Regions from separate parts of the Homo sapiens genome. Here all the other regions are linked to region 1. A link is a contact called in ENCODE Hi-C or POLR2A ChIA-PET data. All regions are on one chromosome and are shown on one strand. Each heading gives the region's core, a stretch centred on a gene start or an enhancer-like site at or near the end of the contact. The rest is flanking DNA. Distances are from core to core; before and after follow the strand shown.

The links. Hi-C counts contacts between places; a loop is a spot of excess contacts on that map. ChIA-PET counts read pairs that join two places held with the same protein, here RNA polymerase II (POLR2A). Pooled maps may share reads with other maps.
Region 2: a loop to region 1 is called in a map of PC-9, with 3 times the contacts of the local background. The contact joins two enhancer-like sites. A Hi-C loop is called at or near these places in 1 of 168 maps with a recorded cell type or tissue (PC-9), 1 of 37 single-sample maps with no recorded cell type and 2 of 50 pooled maps.
Region 3: a map with no recorded cell type shows a loop between it and region 1 (16-fold over the local background). The contact joins two enhancer-like sites. A Hi-C loop is called at or near these places in 1 of 37 single-sample maps with no recorded cell type and 6 of 50 pooled maps. POLR2A ChIA-PET finds 5 or more read pairs at or near these places in 1 of 52 experiments (OCI-LY7).

Annotation. Positions count from the first base shown.
Region 1 is chr10:22,679,924-22,684,370 of GRCh38, forward strand. The region is part of intron 1 of PIP4K2A (phosphatidylinositol-5-phosphate 4-kinase type 2 alpha); the gene reads right to left. Among named protein-coding and RNA genes, the nearest start is that of PIP4K2A, 32 kb to the right of the region's middle. RefSeq lists enhancers at 2,441-2,560, 3,301-3,520, 4,061-4,130. Within about 2 kb of position 2,413, at least 19 of the 41 ENCODE cell types and tissues checked have a DNase peak (open chromatin) inside an H3K27ac peak, as active enhancers do.
Region 2 is chr10:23,063,579-23,068,025 of GRCh38, forward strand. The region is part of intron 2 of LOC107984215 (a long non-coding RNA gene); the gene reads right to left. Among named protein-coding and RNA genes, the nearest start is that of MSRB2, 30 kb to the right of the region's middle. Within about 2 kb of position 2,118, at least 9 of the 41 ENCODE cell types and tissues checked have a DNase peak (open chromatin) inside an H3K27ac peak, as active enhancers do.
Region 3 is chr10:22,376,891-22,381,337 of GRCh38, forward strand. All of the region lies in intron 4 of SPAG6 (sperm associated antigen 6), which reads left to right. Among named protein-coding and RNA genes, the nearest start is that of SPAG6, 34 kb to the left of the region's middle. RefSeq lists an enhancer at 1,970-2,199. Within about 2 kb of position 2,246, at least 2 of the 41 ENCODE cell types and tissues checked have a DNase peak (open chromatin) inside an H3K27ac peak, as active enhancers do.

The DNA.
Region 1 (4,447 bases), core at 1,163-3,662:
CTAAGATTAGATTGAGAATGGTTATACAACCCCTATATTTAAATAGTATATAAAAATATATACATTTTAGTAAATATACTAAAAAGCAATGAATTGCATATTCTAAATGGTATTTGAATTGTACACTTTATATCATATGTGAATTATATCTCAATAAAGCTGTCTTTAAAAAGGATTCCTTTAAAAAAAAATACTCTAGCAAACCTAGAAACAAAAAATGAAGACCATGCACTACTTTTGAATTATGTGGATTTTTAAATCCACTTAAATGGGCTGCTGTGGTCATTAAAAATTATGTTTTTGAAATATGCTTGTTTACTACACGAATAAAGCAGAGTACAAAACTATAAATAAATTTTATAAAACAAGAATATATTTTTAAAGAAAAGGCTGGTATTAATCGTGATTATCTTTAGATGGCCGAATTATGAGTAATTTAAATATTGTGCTTTAGAATTTTCTATCCTTTTCTAAATCTTCTCCAATAAGCATGCATTGTTTTTATAATCATAAAAATAGCATTTAATGTCTTAGATGAGCCACACGTACCAGGAACTCAAGTGGCAGAAGGATTTAACTACATTCTTTACTAACATCCTGGATGAGAGGGTATTTTCCCTCTGTCATGAATGACAATAAAAAGGCTAGCATACATCCCTAGTCCTTTTCAGTTAAGTAACACTGCGTAAAAAACACCCCAAAACTTCATGGCTTAAAACCACTGCCATTTTATTGGCTCATAATGACATGGGTCAAGAACTCAAGGAGGCTCAACATTGTGTTCCTGCGACAGCTCAGCGAGGGCTGGTGATCCAAGGTGACCCTACACATGTATTGAGGTCTTGGTGATGTTGTTCAAAGAGTGAAGGACATGCCATCCCAAAATATGCCGGATTTTTATATTGATTAGTGTGAGCTGAAAACACTGAAAAAGTTGTAGATTCCAACTTGACCCCAACAAGCCAGGTGACCTGGGTCTTCCTGCATGTAGCAAGCCACAAAGATTCCTTTGGGAGGGGCCCCTCACCTATTCAGGCGAGAAAATAGCCCTTATCCCAGAGACTAGGGTTTGGAAGATGCAACTAACCTGAATAAGGAAATTTCTGGAAGTAGCCCTTATCTTCTACCTGTTTTATACTCCCCATGTATCCTCCCAGTGACTCCCCTAGAAATGTACTGCCCCAGATTTTTTCTTGTCATTTCTTCTCAAATGTATCGTTCTCAGCATAAAAGTGTCTTGCTTTGGCCAATTCCTTTGGATTTCACTCTTTTAAAGATTCCCAGGTGCAAGTAACACTAAGAAAATTTGTATTCCTTTCTCCTATTAATCTGCCTGATGTCAACCTGACTTCTAGATCCAGCTGAAGAGCCCACTAAGAGCTAAAGGGAGGTTGGAGGGGACCTCTGTCTCCCCTACACTGTCAGCTAGGCCTTCTGAGCCACCTGGCTTCTCAAGACCTGGCTTCTCAGCCAGACACAGTGGCTCATGCCTGTAATCCCATCACCTTGAGAGGCCCAGGCAGGAGGACTGTTTAAGTTTCAGAGTTTGAGACCAGCCTTGGCAACACAGTGAGACCTTGTCTCTTCAAAAAATTTTAAAAATTAGCCAGGTGTGGTGGCATGCACCTGTGGTCCCACATACTCAAGAGGCTGAGGTAGGAGGATGCCTTGAGCCTGGGGGGTAGAGGCTGCATTGAGCCATGATGGCGCCACTGTACTCTAGCCTGTGTGACAGAGCAAGACCCTATTTCTAAAAAAAAATAAAATAAATAAAATTAAATTAAAATTAAAAAATAAAACGCAGGAAAAGAGGTGAAAACTCCTAATTTCAGCTACCAGCAATATTTTACTGTAGCAGAAACTGACTAACTTTCCCTGCAAGGGTTAGACAGTAAATAATTCTAGGCTCTGCGGGCCACACAGTCTCTGTCACAATGACTCACCTCTGCTGTTTGAGCAGCTACAAACTGGCAAACAAATGAGTGTGGCTCTGTTCCAATCAAACTTATCTACAGACACTGAAATTTGAATTTCATAGAATTTTCACATTATGAAATACTTTTTTAGAAAACCATTTTTTTTTTTGTACATACGTAAAAACTATCCTTAGTTCGTGGCCACACAAAAACAAGCAGCGGGCCAGATCTGGCCCACAAGCCATAGTCTGCCAACTCCTGTGCTATAGTTAATTCAAGATATAAAAATGCTCAAAGAGGAGTACTCTGTTGCATACCTTATCCACAAATCCACACACCATCCCTGTGTAGAGAGCACACAACCCTTAGCTACTGAATTTTTCACTGTCCTCAAACTGTTCTACTTAAGAGCCAAAGTTACTTTTCATTAAACTTTTCTCAGTATTTCAACTACTGTTTCTTTTTAACCTAGCAACTATCAGGCCTACTCATTTCCTCTGCCAGGAGGCAATGGTAGCCCTCAAACCTCAAGTATGCACACCTTGCCTTTATTTTCTAGAAAAGGCCAGCAATCTAAAAATTAGGAAACCACCCTGTTCTGATCATGCTATTCCTAATATAGTGTTTTATTTTACTGATAAAACAAAGCATTGCTGACTTACAAATTATTGGACAGTAACAGTGTCCATGAACCTAAAAAAAAAGTGCCATCAACTTGACACTTGAGAGTTTAGCTAACAAAGTACACAAAGAACAAACCACATGGTTGGTGCTCCGTGGTGGGGGTGGCAGAAGCAGGAACCCGCTGACAAGCACATCACAGGCCCTCCAAAACCTCAGAGTATCTGTTCTTCCATTAAACCTGCCTCACTTGTGAATTCCTCCAGACTGAGCCAGTCTGAACTTGGCTCCTAGACTCTCTACTCAGGGAGGGAGAACTAGAACCTGAGGTTAGTCAGGTTCACACACCACATTAACCCTTGCTGGGAACACTTGGTAATTGCAACAGGATCTGAAGAGACACAGATGGTCCAGTCATCTTTACATATGCATCATTTGCGTCTGAAAATCCTGGCACTACCCATGACCTTGGGAATGAACAATGTGCGGTCATCTACCATGTCACCTGCTGTCTTCTTTACAACAAGACTGATCTTTCAGATCCTTCTTTATTTTTGCGTAGCTGAGGCCATTTCTGAAGCCAAAAAGAAAAGAAAAAGAAAAACAACAACAACAACAACAACAACAAAAACAGCTGACACGACAGTACAGTATAAATAAAAATGAAGAAACTTTATGTTGGATCAAGCTGATAAATTACTGTTCAACCAGCAGCCTCTCTAGCAAGGGCAGCTATCTGAGCTGAAGACACCTGGACTGCTCTCTGACTCAACTCTTATGAGTTCTGCTCATACCACCGAGTCAAGGCTTTAACAGTATTTGCATTTGCCGTTTTTCACTGTGATCTTAAGTCACAGTTTTTCACAGTGATCCTAAGTCTTCCATGCTGTGGTACAGACCCCAAGTTTTCGCAACTCAGAGGTGGGCCAAGTGCAAGGGGACCTGAGTCAGAGCCAGGTTTGATCCTGACCGCAGAGCTGACAGTGTGGACTTAGCCGAGTCACTTACTCTGATCTGTTTGCTCATCTGTCAAATGTGAATAATGACTTGTCCCCAGCCTTCTCCTCAGTGCTGGGTACAGGTCAGGTGAGATGACAAAGGTGAAACTGCTTTGTCAACTGTCGAAAACAAGTTATTTTCTTCTTCCATTAACTTTCCCCCTCAAGCAGCAACTGCTTTCTTCTGTTCCCTTCTGCAGGGTTTGATAAAGAAGTCTGTTGAGCACGTGTTTATCATGGTTTTTAATCACAGCTTCATCTTTCCAGACTGCAGCGTCCCTCCTGACTGTAATTTCTTCTCATGGTTTGGTACCTCTTTCAGTCGCCCCTCCCTTAGCCTTTCCCAGTCTCTCTTGTAGCTTTCCTACCAAGCAGTTCACACACACACACACACACACACACACACACACACACACAATTCAAAGTGTGTCAGATCTTGAAATATTTTCTTTATATCTCTCCTGGAATCGCCCAGCGCTTCCTTGCCCGGAACGTTCCTGGCTACAATAAGCACCACATCGGCCAAATACCCATTAGAAACTGAATGATTCCTATCTGAAATACTCACAAGAAGCCTGGAGCCCATTACTTTGTGTGTAGAATGTAGTCTTTTTCCCCCCCTTAAATGCATTACCTCACATCTGTCTGTATTACAATTTAGTATGCCAACTTCCCCACTCACAGTTTCAGGCCTGTGGCAAACCATCTTTCAGTTTATTTTCCCCACTGGCTTGCTGTTTTATGACTTAAAAATACTTGAGAGCAAAATGTAAATTTAGGCAATCTCAAAGACATTACTGATTGGGTCGTTTTAATTAAAAACCAGCATTAGTATCTGTGGTACTAACAGTTAATACTAGGTACGCTTTGTCTGAATCCCTTATTTTTTCTTTGATTGCCACTGCCTCTACT
Region 2 (4,447 bases), core at 868-3,367, 380 kb after region 1:
CTGCTCCGTACTCCCTGCTGTGAGTCATCCAAGCGCCTCCCAGGAAGCAAAGGCTGCAGGACCCCCTCCTGTCTTACTTCTTTCTCATTTGGGGAGACTCCTCCTTCCCACCTACTGCGGAAAAACATCAAAAGTAGAACCTACAATTCTCGCAAATCCCCTCAGCTCCCATCTTTATCTGGCACGAATCACACGATCTCTGTCCATCAGAAATAAACACTGGGCATCGGTTTAAGAGTCACTAAAATGAAGCATTTTCCTACAAGACCCAATCGTAAGTCAAGAAACGCTTCGGAGAGAGCTAAGGCTTATAGCTAATCCATCAACACCTCCTTTTGCCTGGAAAACAAGTTCCGAGGAAACAATTGGCAAGTGTGTCCAAGCACAATGTCTGCCGCATGGTAGGTGTTTAATAAATACTCATGAGAGGATGCTTGGCTGGGAGGATAAAATATATAGAAGTCGAAAGGTCATTTTGTTGGATGAAAGGTCGTTTTCTTGGATGAAGCTATTTCTGGAGAAGCTAATCAGTCCAGGGATCCTGCCATCCTCAGCCGAGCCCCGGGGCCAGGCGAGACAGGTGGGCTGTCCCTGGAAGGTTCTGCTGTCGCTACCCCGATCCGGGCTGGACAATGGGGTACCCCTTTTCTTTCCCAGAGTGTCTGATCTGCTCTGAGAGCATGTCCAGCTGCAACCAAGAAATTGGAAGGCTTCAGCACATGAAAGGTGAACTTTCCAAAAGCCTTGGCTTCTTTCTCAACCGCGCAGGAAGAGGTTTATGTTTGGGATATTGGATAGCAGTTCGGGCCCGGTTAACACAGCTCTCCCACCACAAATCACCCCACTGCATTCTCAGATGACACTGGCCATATAAGCGCCGCTGCGTTTGCAAGACAGTCTTTTGCTGAAATGTAAAACGAGGCTGGGGAACTGGATATAAGACATTGGCATGAGGATCTGGAACTGATCTGAGACCTACTTGGAATCCTGCTTTTGTTCTGCCTGCGTGAAAACATAATTTTGATTATATGGCATATGGATAATACCACACGGGCCCTAACTACCATTCCTGTCCAACTTCAACCAGTCTGCAAAAAGTTGCTGACAGCCAACAGCTGAAGGAAGATCTTTCCACTGGTTGCAGAGAGCAGGTGTTTGTATGGTGAGGTCTTAGATGGGGTAGGACACGTTATGCTGTCTTTGTAAACTAAAACCTTGCATTTGTCACCATGTAGAGAAAACAACATTAAAAGAAATGAGTTTCTAAGAAAGAACAAACCATTCTCTGGAATTGGGTGGAACTTTTTTTGGGGGGGTAGGATCTTGCTGTGTCACACAGGCTGGAGTGCAGTGGTGCAATCTTGCTCACTGCAACCTCTGCCTCCCAGGTTCAAGCAATTCTCCTACCTCAGCCTCCTGAGTAGCTGGGATTACAGGTGCACACCACCACATCTGGCTAATTTTTTGTTTTTGTTTTTGTTTGTTTGTTTTTTAGTAGAGACGGGGTTTCACCATGTTGCGTAGGCTGGTCTTGAACTCCTGACCTCAAGTGATCCACCTGCCTCAGCCTCCCAAAGTGCTGGGATTGCAAGTGTGAGCCACCATGCCCGGTCTGGTTGAAATTTCTTGAGTATTCACCACCATATCCAGCAAAGGAAAGGAAAAATTTCGGCTTGCTGCTTATCAGTTGCTATTTCTTTCTGGATAATCTCTTTCAGATAAATAACTGACGTGGCAGACTTCCTCCTTCCCTGCATGGCCTCCTACCCAATTTCTCCCCAAGATGGCATCTGGTGACTAGGGGTCTGTAGACTACCAGGCCCCACGAAGAGACCAGTGAGAGAGAACTGCTGGCATCTGGCCTTCCTTCAAGGAGGAAGGAAATACGATGTTGGTATCATAGTCCCAGCCATTTGCCTCTGTCCATAAATTCTGTGTGCTCTCCGGTTTCTCTGTTCTAACCCCAGGCTTCTGTCAGTCTGGTGACCCCCTCTCTAGGGGACACAGTAAGTTCTAGATTCCCTACAAACTCTACAAAGGATGTGAGAGCCAGGAGCAGTAACTGCCACAGGCCACTGGCCCAGACACTTCTCCCTGCCAAAGTTCTACGACAGCTCTCTGGCATGTGGAACTTGGCATGGAATGAAACGCAGGCATCACGTGGTGTCCTGGGAGGCTCAGAGCTGTTCTGCCGCAGGGAGATACAGAATGAGAAATGATTGGCCAGGAATTACCACCAGGCAGCTGATGACCCCTGAGTGGGCTTTCGCTCACCTTCCCTGAACCCCACCCCTCATACCCAGCTCTCTCTAACCCAAAGTTCAAGAGGAAATGGCCACACCCTCTCCTGGTATCAAACAGGCAGGTGCAAACTTGGAGCGCTGAGAAACACCAATTGCCCTCTGCAATTTAATGCACATTTAGCATAAAGCAGTGAAGGGCTTAGCTTTGGCTCCTGGGGCAGGAAACAAAATTTATGTAGCTAGATCATTTGCCTTTGGTGTATGCTTTATACTATTAATAAACTAGAATGGGCTCTGAGCTCTGTGCTCTCCAGTGATGTCTAGAAATATGTGGCCGAGGGTCACCGAGACCCTCTTCAGGTCCTGGTGCAGCCTTAAGATTTCCTACGATGATTTTACAGGCACTTTTAAATTGCCACAATTTAAGGTTACTATTTCAGTGTCTGGAAGGCACGATGTCTGGAATTCATAATCTTCCCAGGAAGCTGGGACAATATATAAAACAAAATTCACAGACGTTCCCTCTTAGGTGGTGGCATTTCAGGTGATTTTGTTTTTATCTTTGTGCCTTTCTATATTAAGTTTTCTGTATCAAATATTATTACACTGACATGTAGCAGAAAATGAAAACATTTTTTCTCTTGTTAATGTTTTCTTTATCTTTTTCTTTTTTTTTTTTTTTTTTGAGATAGAGTCTTGCTCTGTCGCCCAGGCTAGTGTGCGGTGGTGTGATCTCGGCTCACTGCAACCTCCGTCTCCCCGGTTCATGCGATTCTCCTGCCTCAGCCTGCCGAGTAGCTGGGATTACAGGCGCCCGCCACCATGCCCGGCTAAATTTTGTATTTTTAGTAGAGACAGGGTTTCACCGTGTTAGCCAGGCTGGTCTGGAACTCCTGACCTCGTGATCCACCCACCTAGGCCTCCCAAAATGCCGGGATTATAGGCGTGAGTCACTGTGCCTGGCCGACAATGTTTTCATAAAGATGTTGTTTATGTTTACATGGAGTGGGTTTATTATTATTGTTTCAAATGAATTAATAAATATTTAAATTACTTTGCTTTAATTTATAGTGCTGTAAATAGCAACACACAAAAACTGCAGAAATGATATTCTTTAGAATCTTCAATATTTAGAGAATAAAGGGGTCTGAGACCAAAAAATTTAAGAACAGTGATATAGAGGATTCAATAGGATTTGGAGACAGAGGATCTACATTCAAGTTCTAGTTCTGTCACTTAACTGACATTAATTTCTGTTAAGTAACTTAAGTGCAGTCTCTGAAGTCAGACTGTCTGGGTCCCTCATTTTAGCCTCGCTGTTTGCTGGCAGTGTGGCTTTGGGTGAACCATTTCGCTTCTGTCAATAGGGATGACAATAGCACCAGGTTGCTGCGTGCCTTAAATGACATTAGATTTCTAAATGCTGACACCTATTATTAGAACACAGTAAGAGCCCAGTAAATGTTAGCAATTATTATTAGTCTGAAACATTTTTAAGTGGGAAAAAGGTCCTTCCTTTTTTATTATCTCATGGTTCAAAATAATTAATAATAAAGTGTGATTCTTTTTTCTTTTCTTTAGAGTTGAGGTCTTGCTCTGTTGCCCAGGCTTTAGTGCAGCGGCACAACCACGGCTCACTGCAGCCTCGACCTCCCAGGCTCAAGCAATCTCCCTGCCTCAGCTTCCCTAGTACCTGGGAGTACAGGTGCGTGCCACCTCGCCTGGCTAGTTTTTTCGAAGTTTTTTTTGTAGAGATGGGGGTCTCACTATATCGTCCAGGCTGGTCTCAAACTCCTGGGCTCAAGCAATCCTCCCACCTCGGCCTCCCAAACTGTTGGAATTACAGGCGTGAGCCACTACGCCTGACCGGCAGTGTGATTCTAAAGGGCCGGAAGTGATGACCAAATCCACTTTCTCCACCCTCCCCTCCTGCTTCCACGGGGAGGTAGTGACATCAACACGTACCGTTTTTTTCTAGAAGGACGTGAGCAAGGCGAGTTGTGAATCGAAGGCAACAGGAAAAGTATGAAGTGGGCAAGTTGGCACAGGTGTGTGGGGAGACACTGGGGAGACCCAGATAGCCTCAGGCACACAGATGCCTAAGACCTCCTGGACCAGAGAGACTCCCAGCATCCCCCAGTTAAGCCCAAACCGGGCTCCTTCCCTGTCCCCCTATGTACCATAGGGTCCAAAAAGACACCGGT
Region 3 (4,447 bases), core at 996-3,495, 300 kb before region 1:
CCTGGGCAACATAGCGAGATCTCATCTCTTAAAAAAAAAAATTAGCTGAGTATAGTGGTGTACAGCTACTTGGGAGGATGAGGAGGGTCACTTGAGCAGGAGTTTCCGGCTGCAGTAAGCTATGATGGCGCCACTGCACTCTGGCCTGGGTGACAGAGTGAGATCCTGCCTCTGGAGAAAAAAAAAAAAATCAGTGCTTCTGTCTTGGGCACTCTGTCTTTCTTGGGCCACTTGCTCTAGGGGAAGCTGTTACGTGGACACTTAGGTGGCCTATGGAAAGGTTCACATGGTGAAGAACTGAGGTTTCCAGCAGCCAGCAAGGAATGGAGGCTTCCCAGCAATGACGAGATTGAGCTGGAAGCAGATCCTCCCCAAGGTGGGCCTTCAGGCGACTGCCCCAGCTGACAACTGGACAGCAACTTTGTAATTCTGAGCCACAACCACCTAGCTAAGCTGCTCCTGAGTTCTTGACCCGCAGAAACTCTGAAATAATAAGTGATGTTGTTTTAAGCTGCTCAGTTTGGGATTGTGTGTTACATGACAATAGATAACTAATATGTAATCTGAATGCAAAAGAGGTTCATTATACTGTATAATAGCAAACAACCAAACCAAACCAAACCAAAAATTAATTAAATGTCCTCAAGTGGGAAACTGGTTAAGTAAATGATGGCATATTTGCTCAGTGGGATATTAGGCAACTGTTAAAAATGTTGGGTTAGCTGAATCCTCAGGAATAAAAGTAGCCAGTGGAAACCCATGAGGGTGTGAGAACCACTCAGGGGAGTCACAGCAAGCACTGCTGACCAGGGACCACGTTTATAAAAACATGACATCTACATATTACCCTCCCAATGTTTTATTTTTATTTCCTCTTTCTGTTTTCTCTCCTTTACCTGTTCTAGAGAATCCCATCAGGGTACCTGTGGCCTTTTGCTGTCTAGCCTTCTCCATCAGATTGTGCTCCTTGAAGACAGGGACTTCTTACCTAGCACTGGGCTGGAGCAAGGAGTGAATACCTTTGAAGTTTGAATAATAACATGCATTTTCCATGGTTTTTAAAACTGTTTCTATTATTTATTTTAAAAATTATTTTTGTATATTAATTAAAAAATTGTTATGTATTTACGGGGTACAAGTACAGATCTTTTTTTCTTTTCTTTTCTTTTTTTTTTTTTTTTTTTTCTTTTTGAGACAGAGTCTGACTCTGTCACCCAGACTGGAGTGCAGCGGTGCAATCTCAGCTCTCTGCAACCTCCGCCTCCTGGGTTCAAACGATTCACCCACCTCAGCCTCTCGAGTAGCTGGGATTGCAGGTGCATGCCACCACGCCTGGCTAATTTTTGTATTTTTAGTAGAGACGGGGTTTCACTATGTTGGCCAGGTTAGTCTTGAACTCCTGACCTTAGGTGATCTGCCCACTTCGGCCTCCCTAAGTTCTGGGATTACAGGCGTGAGCCAGTGCGTCTGGCCATGAGTACAGATTTCTTACATGCATACATTGCATAGTGGTGAAGTCTGGGCAGGTTTTTTTTTTTTTTTTTTAAGCAAAATGCAAAGTTATAGGTAGAGTGAAACCACAACTATGGTTGCAAATGCTATATAAAGCAGGTGGAAAACAAATGAAACAACTTCTAGATTCAAAAAGCATTACTTTGTAAAGATGTAATTCCATTTATTTTAGCTATTTTCTTCTTTACCGGGACACTCCAGACCCTCTCTGTAGTTTTGCGTTACTCGATTCAGCTTGGTCTCAGCTGTTAAAGGTCTAATGCTAAATTAGTGGTGGGGATGGGAGCTAAAATGACTTCAAATTTCCTCAGCCTATTGTTGTTCAAGGCTATAACCAAGTGTTTTTGTTTTGTTTTTTTTCTCACTTTCCTTTTGTCTGGTCTCCACTTCTTGACTTTTTCTTACCATGTTTTGAAGCTGCTTTTTACTTGAGTCCTGTGAGAGCTGCCTTCCCTCCCAGCTGATTGTAATTTCTTACTAAAGCCCTGTTAACTCCAGATCAATGGCTTATTTGACTCACTTGACTTTTTAAAGGAGCCAGAATTATTTCGCCTTTAAAGCAAATGTATGTATGTATGTTAACCCTTAAGCTCTCAAACACTCAACCCATGTGTTAGGGTTAAACTAATGGCTCTGACGATTGGGTGGAGGCAAGAAAGATAGAAATGATGAGAGTAGGAAAAATGACATTTGTGTGTGTGTGAGAAATAAAAATCACTCGAGACTTTTACATAGTAATATGCAAATTCCCCCTTTATGCTTTTCTCACTTCCACCTGCAATTGGAGATGTCAATCTCTCAGCTGAGAATGATAGCTCTAGTGAGTCACTGTTGCCTATGGAGGGATGTTGTCTTGCAGATGTGTTGGTGTAGAACAAAGCTTTTTGTGGTAGCAGCCTCCATGATGCCTGCCTCCTCTTATTCACATCCTTGTGTAGTCCCCTCCCCCGTTGCACCAATGCACTATAGCAGAGGCAATGCTATGCCACGTCCAGGCTTAGATTATAAAAGACTGAAATGTCTTTTATAATCTTGAGTCTTCTCTTTTGAATCACTTGGGTCCTCTCTTTTGAATCACTCACTTTGGAGGAAGCCTCATCATGAGCAGCCTATGTAGAGGCCCATAGGGCACAGAACTAAAGATTCCCTTTAACCCTCCCACGAGTGTGCCTGGACACATATCCTCAATTGACTACAGCCCCAGTTGACTTCTTGATTGTAGCCTAGTGATAGGTCTTGAGCCTGAACCTGGCAGGTAAGCCACTCCTAGATTCTTGACCTACAGAAACTATGAGATAATAAATGTTTGCTGTTTTAAGCTGCTAAATTTGGTGTGATGTTACATAGCAGTAGATAACTAAACCAGTTGTAAACAGCTGGGTTAGACCAAAACCTAAAGAGATTTTTCTTTGAGACAGGGTGTTGCTCTGTTGCCTAGGCTGAGTACAGTGGCATGATCACACCTCACTGTAGCCTTGACCTCCTGGGCTCAAGCAATCCTCCCACTTCAGCCTCCCGAGTAGCTGAGACTACAGGCACGTGCCACCATGTCCAGCTAAGTTTTGATTTTTTTTGGAGACAGGGTCTCTCTCTGTTTCCCATGCTGGTCTTGAACCCCTGGATGCAAGCAGTCCTCCCACCTTGGCCTCCCAAAGTGCTGGGACTACCGGAGTGAGGCACTGCGCCTGGCCAACAGATTTCTTTTACTTTGGAAGTGCTATTACCAAAATCATGCTGGAGTTACCAGTAAGTAACCAGCTTTGGTAATTGCAGCAACATATTTGTTATTATAATTTCACCCAATCATGAAAAATTTGGTTGAATGGGATGAGGAATTATTATTAACATAACATTAATATCATATAAGTGGCAGCCAATTTTAAATGTAGGTTTTGTTTGTTTGTTTGTTTGTTTGTTTTGAGACAGGGTCTTGCTCTTTTGCCCAGGCTGAAGTGAAGCAACGTGATCTTGGCTCACAGAAACTTCTGCCTCCTGGGTTCAAGGGGTCCTCCCACCTCAGCCTCCCGAGTAGCTACAGGTGCTTGCCACCATGCCTGGCTAATTTTTGTGTTTTTTTTGTTTTTTGTAGAGACGGGGTTTTGCCCTGTTGTCCAAGCTGGTTTTGAACTCCTGGCTTCAAGCAATCTGCCTGCCTCAGGCTCCCAAAGTGCTAGGATTACAGGCATGAGCCACTGTACCCAGGCAAAATGTAGATTTTTTTTTTTAGACCTGCTTTATTTCAAAAAGCTTTTGAAGTGATACAGCTGTATATTTTTATGGCAAAAACCAGCCCATCTTCAAACTGATAAATAGGGCCACCTAACTGCAAAGAAATGATTAATTTATAACTTTGTTGTATTTTTTAATGAAACAAAATATAACTTTGGTAGGGCTTAGAGATAGTTAAAAGCAGTGTTTGAAAAAAAATTAAAAAGCAATAAAGTTTAAAGAGATTAAGTTCCAGAGGAGTTTTTTTTAATTAGTGTGCTGGATACATATTTTTTTCTTTTTTCTTTTTGGAGAACCTCTTCATTTTGAATTCTTTTTATGAGTCCTCATGATCACTTGTTTGCTCAAATTCTTCTGTCTCACATCTCCACTATGAGCTGAAAGATTATTCGAGTATCATATGTTTAGAGTAATCCTTTCTTAAGAGTCAATTTTTAGGTTTTTATTAATTTCTTAGAATTCTCTGAATTTTCTTACGTAACCACAATAGTGGTTCTTCCTCTGTGACCCCAAACATGACTTCAAAAATTAAAAGTAGAAAGAACATCACCTTTCCATACCCAGAAAGCCCCCCACAGGCTGTTTTAGAGGGTGTAAGATTTAAGCCTATGGTTGTAAAATGGGGTGGTTCAGGCCGTAGCAGGCCCACAGAGGGGTGTGTTTTATTTGGCCAGCACTATGTTGTCTCACACAGTGTTCTTAAAAA